3 separate regions of the Mus musculus genome follow, and all the other regions are linked to region 3. A link is a contact called in ENCODE Hi-C or POLR2A ChIA-PET data. All regions are on one chromosome and are shown on one strand. Each heading gives the region's core, a stretch centred on a gene start or an enhancer-like site at or near the end of the contact. The rest is flanking DNA. Distances are from core to core; before and after follow the strand shown.

The links. A loop is a pair of places that touch in the nucleus more often than their neighbours do. ChIA-PET counts read pairs that join two places held with the same protein, here RNA polymerase II (POLR2A).
Region 1: a loop to region 3 is called in a map of T-helper 2 cell, with 4 times the contacts of the local background. The contact joins the promoter of Fam161a here to the promoter of 1700030C12Rik in region 3. A Hi-C loop is called at or near these places in 7 of 37 maps with a recorded cell type or tissue (T-helper 2 cell, heart, left cerebral cortex and 3 more). POLR2A ChIA-PET finds 5 or more read pairs at or near these places in 3 of 5 experiments (Patski and embryonic stem cell).
Region 2: a map of heart shows a loop between it and region 3 (3-fold over the local background). The contact joins the promoter of Rel here to the promoter of 1700030C12Rik in region 3. A Hi-C loop is called at or near these places in 1 of 37 maps with a recorded cell type or tissue (heart). POLR2A ChIA-PET finds 5 or more read pairs at or near these places in 2 of 5 experiments (Patski and embryonic stem cell).

The regions. Positions count from the first base shown.
Region 1 is chr11:23,006,790-23,011,118 of GRCm38, forward strand. It overlaps Fam161a (family with sequence similarity 161, member A), which reads left to right and starts at 1,558. Exons shown (of 5, transcript NM_001363283.1): 1 at 1,558-1,837.
Region 2 is chr11:23,769,415-23,773,666 of GRCm38, forward strand. Rel (reticuloendotheliosis oncogene) reads right to left here and starts at 1,555. Exons shown (of 10, transcript NM_009044.3): 1 at 1,266-1,555. The coding sequence starts at 1,275.
Region 3 is chr11:23,495,754-23,500,491 of GRCm38, forward strand. 1700030C12Rik (RIKEN cDNA 1700030C12 gene) reads left to right here and starts at 2,008. Exons shown (of 3, transcript NR_166706.1): 1 at 2,008-2,158; 2 at 2,709-2,832; 3 at 3,633-3,910. It overlaps Ahsa2 (AHA1, activator of heat shock protein ATPase 2), which reads right to left and starts at 2,286. Exons shown (of 9, transcript NM_172391.4): 1 at 2,022-2,286; 2 at 938-1,128. The coding sequence starts at 2,101.

The DNA of each region.
Region 1 (4,329 bases), core at 308-2,807, 490 kb before region 3:
TCTGTCCTGTGATTCCATGGGCATTCATTTTTGTCAGAATTCATAATTATTCATTTCACTATCTTGTATATTACAATTTTTTTGTTGTTTTTCAAGACAGCCCTGGCTGTCTTGGAACTCACTCTGTAGACCTCCAAGTCAGAAATCCGCTGGCCTCGGCCTCTGCCTCCCAAGTGCTAAGATTAAAGGCATACGCCACCACTGGCTGGCCTGCAAAAGCACTTTAATGGTGCCATTTTCTTTCAGATCTACCTTTTTTTTAAAAGCTGTGTTAATAGATATCTGCAAATTTAGAATACTGTCAGCCGAAACTTTCCTATTCTATGTACACACTGATGTCCTTCATATCCATTATTTACTATTTCATGTTCCTAAAACCATCCCACTTACAGGGCTTCAGTCTGTCAATAGGTCTTGTTTACACCAAGTCCCATCACAGAACTAGTTGCATGTGGCTGGCAGAAAGTCACTATTCTCTCATTCAGATGGCTATGGATCCCTCCCCACATCTAGCTTTTCAGAACCAACCAGTATCCATCATCAGTTCCGTTGGAAAAGGCAAGCTCAACCGTTTTGAAACAGGAGGCAGGGAAGGTAAGGTGATAGGTGCTTCGCAGAGGGGAACAAGGAAGGGGTGGTAACAACTGCGTCAGAAACAGGTTCTGTGGAAGGTGTGCCGCATAACGTGGAAAGTACTGGAACCTTAGGGTGGGGACAGGGGCGCTAGCTGGGGTTCTAAGTAAAGTGTTATGCTGCAGGTGGCTGAGAGTTCACTGAAAAAGCATCCAAAGTGGCCAAAAACCTGAGGCCGATCAGGAGGTTGGCAGGGCTGAGCTGGGAGGGTGTGGTCCTTGTAGGCTCTCGCCCCCTCTAATCTGCCGCTAAGCTAGCTGCAGAACCGCTAGACAAGCTACCACATCTCACTCACTGGTCTGAGTGACAGACACTTCCTATGTCTAGTGTCTTACTGGTCAGTCGAGAAAAAAGAGGGTGGGACAAATAAGTATTCTCCTTCTGATTGGTCAACCCGCTGGTTCTTGTCAATTAGAGATGAACTGGGTTCTCCGCCATGTTGAATAGCGCGCTGCAAAGCCTGTTCTTTTCTTGGGATGGTCACCCAACACCCGGTCCTTCCTGTCCCTCTGTGCCCTAATATGTTGATCCAGCTAGTTAAAACGCGCTTTCTGCTTTAAGTCCGTATACCGCGAGAAGTTCTCGTTTAGGTAGTTAGACAGAAATAAAGCTAGAAACCAGAGAAAAGCTCAGTCCCTTGCCGGAGACCTGGGTGTCATTCAAGTGAATCAGTAATTGTTCCGGCGCTGGTGAGACTCCCATTGAGCAATTAGCTTGAAGATTGCGTTTTACTTTAGCTTGCTGTGGTAGTCGTTTGTGTAGCTTCAGACAGTTATGCTTCTAGAAACCGCAGGCTTGTATCAGAAACCATCATTAGACACTAGCTGGACTCGGGGTTCGCATTTGTGACAGTGAAAAAGGACGTTGCGTGCGTTATGGTCCGTCGCCACCTCCTGTAGCGTCCCTAGTAACCGAGCCCCTAGTAACCGCTCGCCCCAAGCCAGGATCTGTGAGCTAGGTGGCAGCGCCTGCACGCCGCCCTGGGCGGGCGCGGGCGCTTGGGCTTGGAGGCGGGGCGATGGCTTCGCCGCACCAGGAGGCCAGACTGGCGGCAGCCAGCCTTCTCCTGTCTGCAAATCCCATCACCGGAGCAAGGGTCGCCCAGTACGAAAGCGAAGACTCCTTAGAGTCCTTGGTAGCAGCGGGGTTGGCGGCGGCCATGGAGGAGGAGGAACAGAAGAAAGTGTGGCAGATGCGGGCGTCGGTAATGTGAGAGCCCGGAGGGGTCTGAGGGCTGTCCGATCGTCTCGGGCAGGACGGGTGGAAATGCGGTGTCCTCTGTAGACCCTCCCTGCTCTCTGCCCCAACTAAAGGTTGCTGCAAAACTTTATTGGAGAGTGGTTTTTTTATAGCTATTTCTAGAGTATGCAAAGAACAGAACTCTACTTCCTATTTATTCTCCAGTATATCTTGGGAATAAATAATTTTTTAGTTCTGATTTTTACATTTATTTTTGCCCCCCCCCCCCCCGAAGACAACTGATGTGCCCATAGTTTTCATAAAAGATCAACTTTCAGATGATAAGTTGTACTGACAAGTGTGTTTTATCAGTTTTTGTTAGGAGTGGATTTTAGCAGTCCATTAGCAAACCGTGTTTGAAGTTCAGTGGACAGATGCTCCAGATGTAGAGAAGCATCCAGATAAACAAACCGCCGAAATCCCAGTTCCCTAAAGGGATGATATGGGTGCAGTGAGATCTTTTCACAAAACATTTTCAGTATTATGTCCTGGATGTGTTATATGTTTCTAGCAGAAGGATATATATGGAGGAGGAGATTATACACACACACACATAATCTCTACCTCTGGAAAAGCAACCAGTACTTATAACCACTAAGCCATCTCTCCAGCAATGCTTTTATTCTTTAAAAATTTCATACAGTATATTTTGAATGTAACCACCCCCTCTCCTTCATCTGTTCTATTCATTTTGTGTGTTTGTTTTTAGATTTATGTGTATGAATGTGTGCCTTGGGAGTTACTGAGAGTTGTGAGCTACCATATGGATGCTGGGAATCAAGCCCAGGTCCCCTGCAAGAGCAGCAAGTGCTCTTAACAGTTAAAACATCTTAGCATCCTTTTAAATTTTTGTTTGTTTTCTGAGACATAGCCTGGCTGTTCTGGAACTCACTCTGTGTAGTCCAGGCTGGCCTCAAACACACAGAGCTCTGCCTACCTCTGCTTCCTGAGTTTAAAGGTGTGTAATAAAAACGCCCAGCTTTTATTCACTTTAAAAGCCGGGAACCTTGGACTTAAACCAGCACTCTGCTGGGATAAAGCACCAGGACGGGCACTCGCTCCCTCGACACCCTGTTCCTTAGCAGTGCTGGGGTGGGCCGAAGGGTTTGTGCTTGCTAGGCAAGTGGTGTACCAACAGCTACATCCTCGGCTTTTTTGTTTTATTTTAGACAGTGACTCCTTTGGTCCAGGATTGCCTCAAATTTGCTATTTGTGGCTAAGGATGACCTTAAACTCCTGATCCTCCTGCCTCCACCTTCCAAGTAATGGGATTAAGCGTATGGGGCCCCAGGCCTGGCCTGTAGCAAATGTTTCAAGGTTATGTAGAGTGAAGCAGAGCCTAACCAGCTATGAGGTTCAGAACCCTAGGACTGGTTTATACCTGATAATCATTCAACACAGCCTGTCATAGGTTACAGAAGGTGAAATGCCAGGGAAGGCAAGAGCTTGGACCCGGGTCAGAAGCCGTTTTCTTCTATGTGCTGGGTGATCTTAGGCCGTGATTTCTGTTTCTTTGTCTATAAAAGGACTATAATTGTCTCCGTTTTCCACCTTATTCAGTTGTTATTAAGAACCAAAGGAGAGAATGGGTGTCATTTCTAGAGTAATTTACATAAATTAGTAGTAATTGTAACAACTGCCAGCTTGAACAATTCACTTGGAAATTGATTTATACTTTGGCTTACTACGGCAGAAAGGTCTGTCCTTTGTATAGTTGTACTTATGTTCCAGAGTGCCCTGCTAACTGAAGATTTTTGTTATAAACTGAGTTTGGGTTTCCAACACCCAAATACAAACCCAGTGTGTTGGCTTTTGTCTATAATCCCAGTGCTGGAGAGAGAAGAAACAGGCAGATTCCTGGAATTTGCTGAAAGCCCTACCTCAAAAAATAAAGTGGACAGTGGCTAGGGAATTCAGCTAAGATTGGATGTTAGCCTGGAACCCCTGCTTATCCCCTGCACAAGCTGGGGAACTACATCTGCCCTCCTGCCAACCCCACCCACCTAAAGAAATCTCCACTGTCTGCTTGGAGAATACTCAAGCTAACATGTCAGCGCTCCTTGTCTCTGAGTTTCAGACAGCCTGCCCAAGAGTGCCCATTTGGGGGCTCAGTTTTTGACCATGCATGGACACAATCCCAGCTCCTAGCTAGCATGGCAGCACTCCCAACCTAAACTCTACAAGATCCCCTTGCTTTGGCCTGGATCTCTCACACCTGTGAGATCAGTGAGCCCACCTGAGAGCAGCCTCCTAATAAACCTGCCTTTATCTACTTCTAATCTGGTCTAATCTGGTCTGTATCTGTGTCACTGAGGGGACAAAAAGCCTGTCACTGACCTCTGGTGTACACACACACACACACATTCTCTCTCTCTCTCTCTCTCTCTCTCTCTCTCGCACACACACACACACACACATACACATTCTCTCTCTCACACACACATTCTCTCTCTCTCA
Region 2 (4,252 bases), core at 305-2,804, 270 kb after region 3:
CTTTTCTGTTGAAAAAAATTCAAGTATTGCATTCATACACTATATAATAAGATTCTATTAGGTAGACAAGGACAGAACTGTTTTAACAAAGCTTGCCACTCTTTACAAATGTCATACAAAAATCTCTTTCTGATTACCAATGAATTAAATACTTAAAGCCTTTTTGTGCTTCTAATCAGAACATGAGTTAAATTTACAAATTTACTAGAGCATCTGAAAGCCTGGCTTCATTTAAATGGGTAAAGAGAAAGTTGAAATATTTTAAACTACACTTGTTTTCTCATGAAAACCACAGACAAACTGAAATCAAGTGTCATGTGAAACACCCCAGTTTCCTTTACAGCAGGAGTTATGATATTGTTCTGCTCAACTCTTAAAGAGTTCACTAAGCTTTCTACTTCCTCTTCTCTGCCAGACGTCGGCTGCCTTCTACTGAGGGTCACTGGGAAGATAAGGGTCAGCGTCCTGCTACAGACAGAAGGTGTCATTTTTAGCTCCCACCACCATCTCAGCTGCTTCAAGTGCTTGCTTTACATATAGTACGACTGTCATACTAAACTCCCCTGTCCTGTAAACTGTTTCTTATAAATGTCCCCCTCAAAGCAGATGATCCAAAACTTACTAGTGGCAGATAAAACACTGACATTAAACGATGACATTTTCAACCCTACCAGTTACTTTAAAGTATAATCAAATCTCGTCCTCTTGCTGCTAACAAAACGCGCGTGCAGGTTTGGGGTTGGGGGTTGAAGGGATCGAGGTCTCTACACGGTAAATTAGACAAGCAACATCTTTAGCTCGTGGGGGCGGGGGTAGTGTTTTCGCTTGGAACGAATTAAAACGCCACTGAGGACTTTCACAGCCACGCCACATTCTGTACCAGTGTCAGCCGCTAGCACGATTGGACTTAAAAAAAGAAAGCTCGTCTGAGGTCCGGAGGTTCCTCTTTTTTGTTCAAAAATGTAAAACTGGGTCTCCATACCACTGAGTCTTTAAACGCGAGGCTTCTCTGCTCTCCTTTACTGAGATTACCCCCTGTGATCCTAAAAGCACACCGTTGGGAATTTCGAAGGTTCTGGCTATTAGGAGAAGATCAGATTACAGTGCGCCGCTTTGATTTCACACGCAAACCCCGGAGCGGGCAACTTTTCAAACGGCTGACAATTTGCCAGATGAGAAGACTTGAAAGGCAGACCGTCCTAACCCCAAACGGAGCCCCCGACAGCTCCTCCCCGTGACCCGCGAGTGCTCGCCCCGGTACTCACTCGAGGCCATGGCTCGGCTCCGCGCGCCGCTCGCTGCAGCTTCCAGCGTCCGGCCCGAGGCTGCAAGGCAGCCAGTCAGTCAGTCAGTGAGTCAGTCAGCCAGGCAGTCGGTCAGGCAGGCAGTCAGCCAGCTAGCCCGTCAGTCAGCCAACCAGTGAGGAGGCTGAGCAGCCTCCGCAGCCGGGACGCCTGTCCTCGGACCACCCCCGGGCCTCCTCTTCTTTCCCGGCTCCTCTGGGTTTGCGGCTCACACCTTCCCACCCCCGAATCTTCGCGCTCCGGTCACTAGTGTCCTGGCGTCGCCTTGCCAGGATGCCGCGGCAGGGGCAGGGGGCGGGGCGGACCGCCCGGCGGAACGTGGGGGGAGGGGGGGGGATTTCCCGCTGCTTACGTCACTCGCGCCACCGCCTACCCGGGGCGGGGGGCGGAGCCTCGCGGCGGGCGCGCGACCCCGCGCGGGCCAGTGCGCTTACTTCCTCCAGAGCCACCACAGCCTGCACGCTCGCGCCGGGAGCTCCGTGAGGGCGCGCAGCGACGACTCCGCGCGTGAGAAGCCGTCGGTCCCTGAGAAATCCCCCTCCTCCAGAGTCCTTGAGAGCGCCGCTTAAAGCCGAGGGGCGTGTTCGTGACGTCATGCTGGCCGAGCGGCCGGAGGCGGGCCGGGCGGTGCACCGGGCGCGCTCCTTGGCCGCCCGAGGCCCGCCCGGGGTTTTCGACCGGTGGTTCCCCCTCTTCCCGATTTCGCACATGCAAATCTCCGCCCCCGCGCCAGAGAGTTGTCCGGGTGCTCTGGAGGGGAAGTGCGGAAGCGCCAGCGCCCGCGTTCGGCAGTAAGGCGCAGATTTGCATACGGGGACCCCCGCAGCCTTATTTTCCCTCTATATCTACATTACGTCTTTTACCTACCAAAGTTTTTCAGCTGCACTGCGAGGCCGCTAACCCCATTCTGTATAAATGTACACGACGTCCAGAGATTGGCCGAGATACCCACGGCCTGAGGCCTGGACCGAACTTTGGTGCTTTGACAGGTCAGGCGGAATCTTGTTTGCCTTCAGTTGCTAATACGCACCTGTTCTCTTAGTCTATGATGTATTAGCATGTCATTGTATACACGAGTATTAGGGTTGATTGGGGTTTGGAGAAGCTGAGTAGCTTGTCCATACTTTAGAGTTCTAGAAAGGAATTGCACGATTTAAGCTTAAGATTATCCAGCCCCGTTTAGCGCACTGCACTCCCAGCACGCGGGAGGCTGAGGTAGGTGGACTGTCTCAACAACAGAAATAACTCAGGGTTATCTGGCTCCACCTCTTACGTTCTCCAGTCATTTACTGACTAAAACAAGTAATGGAGGGGAAATAGAGAATATCATCTTGCATGGCCAACAAGATAGCTTAGAGAATAATTGCGCTTGCTACCAAGCCTGACAAATTGAGTTTGATCCATGGAAGGACAGAATCAACTTCCAAAAGTTGTCCTCTTACCTCTACATGCGCTTCAAAGAACGCCAAAGTGTGTGTGTGTGTGTGGGGGGGGGGGGGTTGGATAATTAAAATATATACTATCCTGTCATAAAAAATTCATCCTGTTATACAACTCCCCCAAAGTGAAGGAAATAATTAAAATCTGCTAGTTCCAAATTGTCTTCTCAAAGAGTATAAATAGCAGTTGTGTTTTTAGTTAAACACAATCATAAACAAGTCACAAAGATATAAAATAAAATAAAACAATTAGCAGGGTGAACTATGTTCAGCGCTCCAGAGGTCAAGACCACAGAATCATAACTTTGAAGATAGGATGAGCCACAAAACACTGAACACACCAATACACACACACACATGAATGCAGGCATACTTCAGCTTTTAACTCAACCATATCTGAATGACATAGTTTCTACTTACTGTCTTTATTCAAAGAAAAAGTAAATAGGAGGTTGAAATTCTCATGGATATTTTTAGACCTTGTGCTAGGGGAAGGTGTCACTGTACACCTGATAAGGCTGCTTGTCATTGGGGTTTACAGAGACTAACACGTGGTAATTTTAGTACTGGGTGGCATGTCTGTAATCCCAGCATTTGGGAGGTGGAGGTAGGACCAGCAGGGGTTCTAGGTCATCCTCCACTATATAATGAGTTTATAAAGCCAGCCTGAGCTATGAGGGAGTCTGTCTCAAAACACAAGCATGCATAAGTCTTGATGTCACTGCATTTCTATAAAGAAAATAAGGTAGTGGGGGTAGTAGAAACCAACTGGGCTCTCTAGAAGGACATTCTGTAGAGGCCATGTTTGAGCTGAGTCAGTGGTTGCTACTGGAAACTTTAGTCATGCAGTTGATGCAGTACATTTGAAGACTTACCCTGGCTGGTATGGTACACTGTTAGTATATGCTACCTAGGGGTGAGGGTGGGGCACTGTTGCCATGATGGAAATTTTAGAAAGGTGATTTAGACAAGTGTTTGTACAGAAGACATGGTGACAGGCATGTTTGATGGCAGGGCCAGCTGCTAGAAGTGAAACAGTTGAGGATTCTTTTCTGAATGAACTCTAAATGAGTATGGCAAAATGGAGGTCATTAAATTGGGTGGCATAGCTCTTTCCAGTAATCCCAGGACTAGGCAGGCTCATGCCAGACATTCTGAAGTTCAAGAATAGCCTAGGCTATTTTGGGAGACCCTGTCTATGAAATAGATAAAGAATGGAGGACATTTGTGACTTGAGAAGTGTGCCTTTAAAAGGATCATTATAAAAGCCAAATTGAAGCAGGTTGAGGAGAGAATGATGGATGTGGTAGGTATAAACTTTTAGAAGAGTGTCAAAGAAAACAGAAATGGAGTATTAGCTGATGCAGGGTGTGGACTTATAGTGTGCGCGGGCTATCAGTAACAACCTCTGGCTCCCTTTCAGGGGTGATCCAGGCACCTTGCATACTGCATACTAATGCTGAGAGAATGGGCTGGGACTGCTCTGACCAGGTCTATGATGTGGAATAT
Region 3 (4,738 bases), core at 758-3,257:
TTGATGTTTGACACCTCCCTGACTCAGAGGCCAAGGAAGGCTCAGTGAGCTTCATCTTAACAAACTACACAGAAAGTAGCCAACTCTAGGCAGACACCCGAGTTCTTAACACAATACGGTCGGTCTTCCATACCCACATCTCTCCTTGTTCTCTCCCTTTCCCTATGATTGACCTTTGGTCATGTCAACAAGTATTGAACCATAAGCTAAGTACCACGTGTCTTGGTAAAGTCAAGACAACTATGAACAAAAAGGTCCATCAACAGGTAAAGAGATAAAATGTGCTCTGTCCACACAATGCACATAAAAACAGCATAAAGTACTAAAACATGGTACAAGGTGGAATGAAAGCAGAGAGTTTTATGTATGACAGGATTCTATCTATATGGATTGTCCAAAGAACCCAATCTTAGGATAAAGTCCCCAAGGGAGGGCTGACAAGATGGCTCAATGGATAAGGAACTTACTGCTGGGGCCTAGTGACTTGAATTAAATTCCTGTGTCCTTGCACCTCACATGCCCACCATGGCACACATGCCCACACACATAATAGAATTAAGACAACAAAGATAAGCTAGCAAGAGGCAAAAGCACTTGCTACCAACCAACTCTGCCTTCTACACGTGCTACGACACCCAAGTATGTGCGCACACACACAGAAATAATTTTTTAAGTTTTGAAATAATTAAACATTTTTAAGGGAAGCAGGCATCTGTGGAGGAAGGGTGGCAGGTGGCAGCTGCATTAAGGCCCTAGTCACAGATGCTGGTAAAAGGGCTTAACTGAGAAAGAACTGCCCCTCAGGCATCTAGAGTAGTGAAGTGCAGCTTTCAGAACATAGCAACACCAAGCACATCCGAACATCAGCTACTGCTACTAAACGTTAAGACTGTACACAGGGTGTCCCCAACCTGCCTCTTGCCAGGACCCCCATTACCTTTCCAGGCCAGCTTGATGTTCCACTCATAGAAGAAAATAAGCTTCCCTTTGCGGCTGTTACATGAAGCCTCACCTTCCACCTGTTTCAACTCACTGATCTCACATCGGCCAGCCTCATTCTCCATAGCAATGCCAACCAGGAGCTCTCGGAGCTTCCCCTTGGACCAAATGGTGGCATCCCGCTCTGTCCTGCCAGAGAATAGAAAGACAGGTGAATGGCCCAGCTGGTCTCCATCTGAGCAGCCAGGATGCCATCCAAACCCAGACCAGGTGAGTCCTGGTATTCAAGCAGCCTCCAACTCGCAAATGTGCTTCTCTGACGAGGTTTCTACTAGGTATCTTCTAAGCCTGTTGCTCAGTTTCTTAAGACACTATTATTCACCATATAATAATGGGTAATCTTAAAAACAATGGCCCCGGGGAAAAGGGTCCAGCAATCTCCACCCCAGGAAATGGATTGGCTAAGCTGCGGCCACCTGTAACGGTGGTAGTCATTTAAATAGCCTTAACCACAATATCAGTTATCTGGCATTTCCATATTTATCTTATGCATTCTCTCTAATGTTCTCATCTAAGGGGACAAAGAGCAGCCTGAGACGTCAGTGTCCTAATCATAGAATCCAGCCTAGAACATAATTCTTTCAGGACAGCTAAGTCATCTTATGGTGCAGTCTGGGCTCTGCTTCCCTCAGCTTTCCCCAATGCCCGCCAAAGAGGCAGACATCTCCCGGTATTCCTGAGACACAAAGGGGGGCAGATAACTAGTGCAAACTGAGACAAAGCAAAGAAAGTGAGATCCAAGTCCCTGCCTTCCTACTGCACACGGACACAGCACCGTCGGCGCACGCACGCGCACTACGCATCTCAAGGCCGAGGATGGCTGGGTGAGGGGCGACCGAGGCACAGCTGTCCGGTAGGGTGAGACAGAAGTCCCTTCTGGAGCTCGCCCAACTTCAGGAGGAGCCTGAAGCCGTAGGACCAGCGCAGTTAGGAACCGTCTCCCGCCACGGGCAGCCGTGCTGCGGCGCCGCGCGGCCCTCCCAGGAGCCCGCCCGCCTGCTCGCGCCCGGGGCCCACCGCACCAGTGCCAGTTGTTCACGTTGGTCCCGTCCTCCCGCTCCTCCACGATCCAGCGCGGGTCCCCCTGGCCCCACTTGGCCATGGCGGCGCTGACGACGACGGCCCTGGTAGCGGGAGCGCGCGGGTTTCCGGCCAGAAGGTCTGTGAGCCGATCGCCCGCAGCTCCCAGAAAGTGCCAGAAGTCCCCGCCCCGGGCCGCCCCGGCCACAGCCTGCCCCGCCCCCCGCTGTCCGCTCCCCGCAGCCAGCTCCACCCCACATCGACTCTGCCCCAAGCCCGGTTACGCCCCCAATATGCCACACCTCTGGGCGCCGCCCTCTGCAGGCTTCTCCCCCACCCCACCCCCGACTTCGCCCCGCCTCTCTGCCCTAAGACCCCGCCCTATGCCTCCTGGCGCTGTCTTCTGCTAGGCTCCTCCCCGACTTCGCCCCGCCCCCCGGTCCTAAGGCTCCGCCCTGGCCCTAGCCCTCCGCTTTGTAACCCCTGGTTCGCCTTGTTCTTGCCGCTGGCTCCTGCTGCCCAGCGAGGCTTCTGGCCAGGGCTTTCTACGAACGACCGAGACTCCGCCCAGGGCTCGTACCAGAGCGGGTTGTCCATTTTCTGAGGCCCTTGGGATGGGAGCTGCGCAGGTCCCTAAGCAGAGGCCCGCGAGGGTTTACTGAAAGAATGCTTTTTTTTTTTCCATGCAGTGATCCTCTAGAGACAAAAGATCGTGCTTGCAAGTGCCTGGGATTGTGGATACAGTTACAATAAGGGTTTATTAATTCTTTCCATCGTTTTTCACCTTCTAGCAAAAACTGAAGCCACCATCTGGAAAGTGTTTCTTAGGAGATTATTTTAACAAATAAAATAGGTAGTTCAATGGGAGATGGGGAAGGACCTGGCTGCTCTGTGCACTTGCCATTCAGTGGTCTGCTTATCAGCAAAACAAGCTGAAAGGGCTATGGTGTTTATTGGAGCTATTGCATTTCGATGTGTTCTTCGAGAAGTTACATCATTCAAACTGCTGAAGCAATGCTGTGACCCCCCCCCCCAAATCAAACGGCATTGTTAGTTCAACTGATCATACCAAAGGCACAGCTGACAGAAGGCAAGACTCTAGCGATGATTGGCGTGTACTTTGTGTGCCTACTTTTCATCCAGTTCTTCTGTTTGCTCCTGATAAAACATTTCATGATAAGATTTAGATATGTTCATTTGAACCTGACAGAAAATAAGACTTCTGAGGGTAGAAGCTGCTACAATCACTAAAATGTATAAATACCAAAATATACAAGAACTACTCCCAGTAGAAATAAATTTACTGGAATGTAACTCGATTGTGAGTCTAGGAGACCAATGGACCCTGAAGCACTCTTCAGATCTGCGATTTAAAAATGACCTCCAATAAGACATTGCAAAAATGGGAAAGAAACAATGGAAAAAGTAAAAGAGTGGGGAAGGTGGCCCCGAAAGAAACTGTCCTAGAAAAAGTACTGGGTCAATAGCTAGTGAACAAAACCATGGTGTTCCCACACCCCCTGGGGGGGGCATTTATAGACCATAACAATAATTGAGACATTTAAGCAATTTCAGATGTCCAAAGTTAATTGAAGCTTTCTTTAATTTTCAAGAAATGATAAAACAATGGAAAAAGAAAATCCTTGCCTGGCAGTGAGTCTGAAGACAGCTGATCAAAGGGGAAGAAGTCCAGCCACAGATGGAAGAGAGATGACCTGGACAGTGGGCTGCAGTGGGAAGGAAGCCATGATTTCAGGACATGAAAAGTGGAGTCACACGAGGCTCACTGGGTGCTGGTGGGAGGCAGAGGGGTGTACCCTTAAACTGTAATTGTTTGGTGTAAACAGACTGAATTTGTGTCCTTCTCCAAAACATGGGCTTGATAATTGTGCTTTTAGTTTTTTTTTTTTTTTGGTTTTTCAAGACAGGGTTTCTCTGTGTAGTCCTGGCTGACCTGGAACTCACTCTGTAGACCAAGCCGGCCTCAAACTCAGAAATCTGCCTGCCTCTGCCTCCTGAGTGCTGGGATTAAAGGCGTGCGCCACCACGCCAGGCGCTTTTAGATTCTTTGTTTCGTCTATTATTGTGAGTTTGTTCACACTCATCCACAGTCCACAGTTGAGGTGTGGAGGACAGAGGACAGCGTCCCAGAGTCAGTTCTCTGCTTCCATCATGTGGACCCCAGGAATAAGACGGCTTCTACGTACATCGTGTATATAATCTTTATCATGTGTGAAAAATCACTACATTCTAGTGAAAAAGCAAGTTTGATATGTGAAGAAGTCAGTCATATGATGCAGACTCAGGCAAGACGCCTGAGGGGACACGTGATGTTTGGAGAGAGTATAGGACTCAATGGACAGGGTGCTTCATTGGTCTTGAGTCTTTGTCAGGGTCCAGCCTCAACACAGGATCGGAGTTCTCTACTGGAAGATTCATAGTGAATAGACACAGACTACTCTATTCACTCTGAGTACAAGCTGGCAGGCAACTTTTCAAGGCTTAAAGGTTTTCTTCTCTCTCATTCCCTGCTCTCTCTCTCTCTCCCACTCGCTCGCAGCTTGAGGCGGCACACACTCTGCATTCAATTGTGTATTCTGCTTTTCTTCTGTGTGCTTTTCTTTTCTTGAACTCTCACACTCACACACACCTCTGTGTGTTCCCCTTTTACTCTCACACACACCCTCCACAAGCATTGCACACACACTTTCCTTTCACT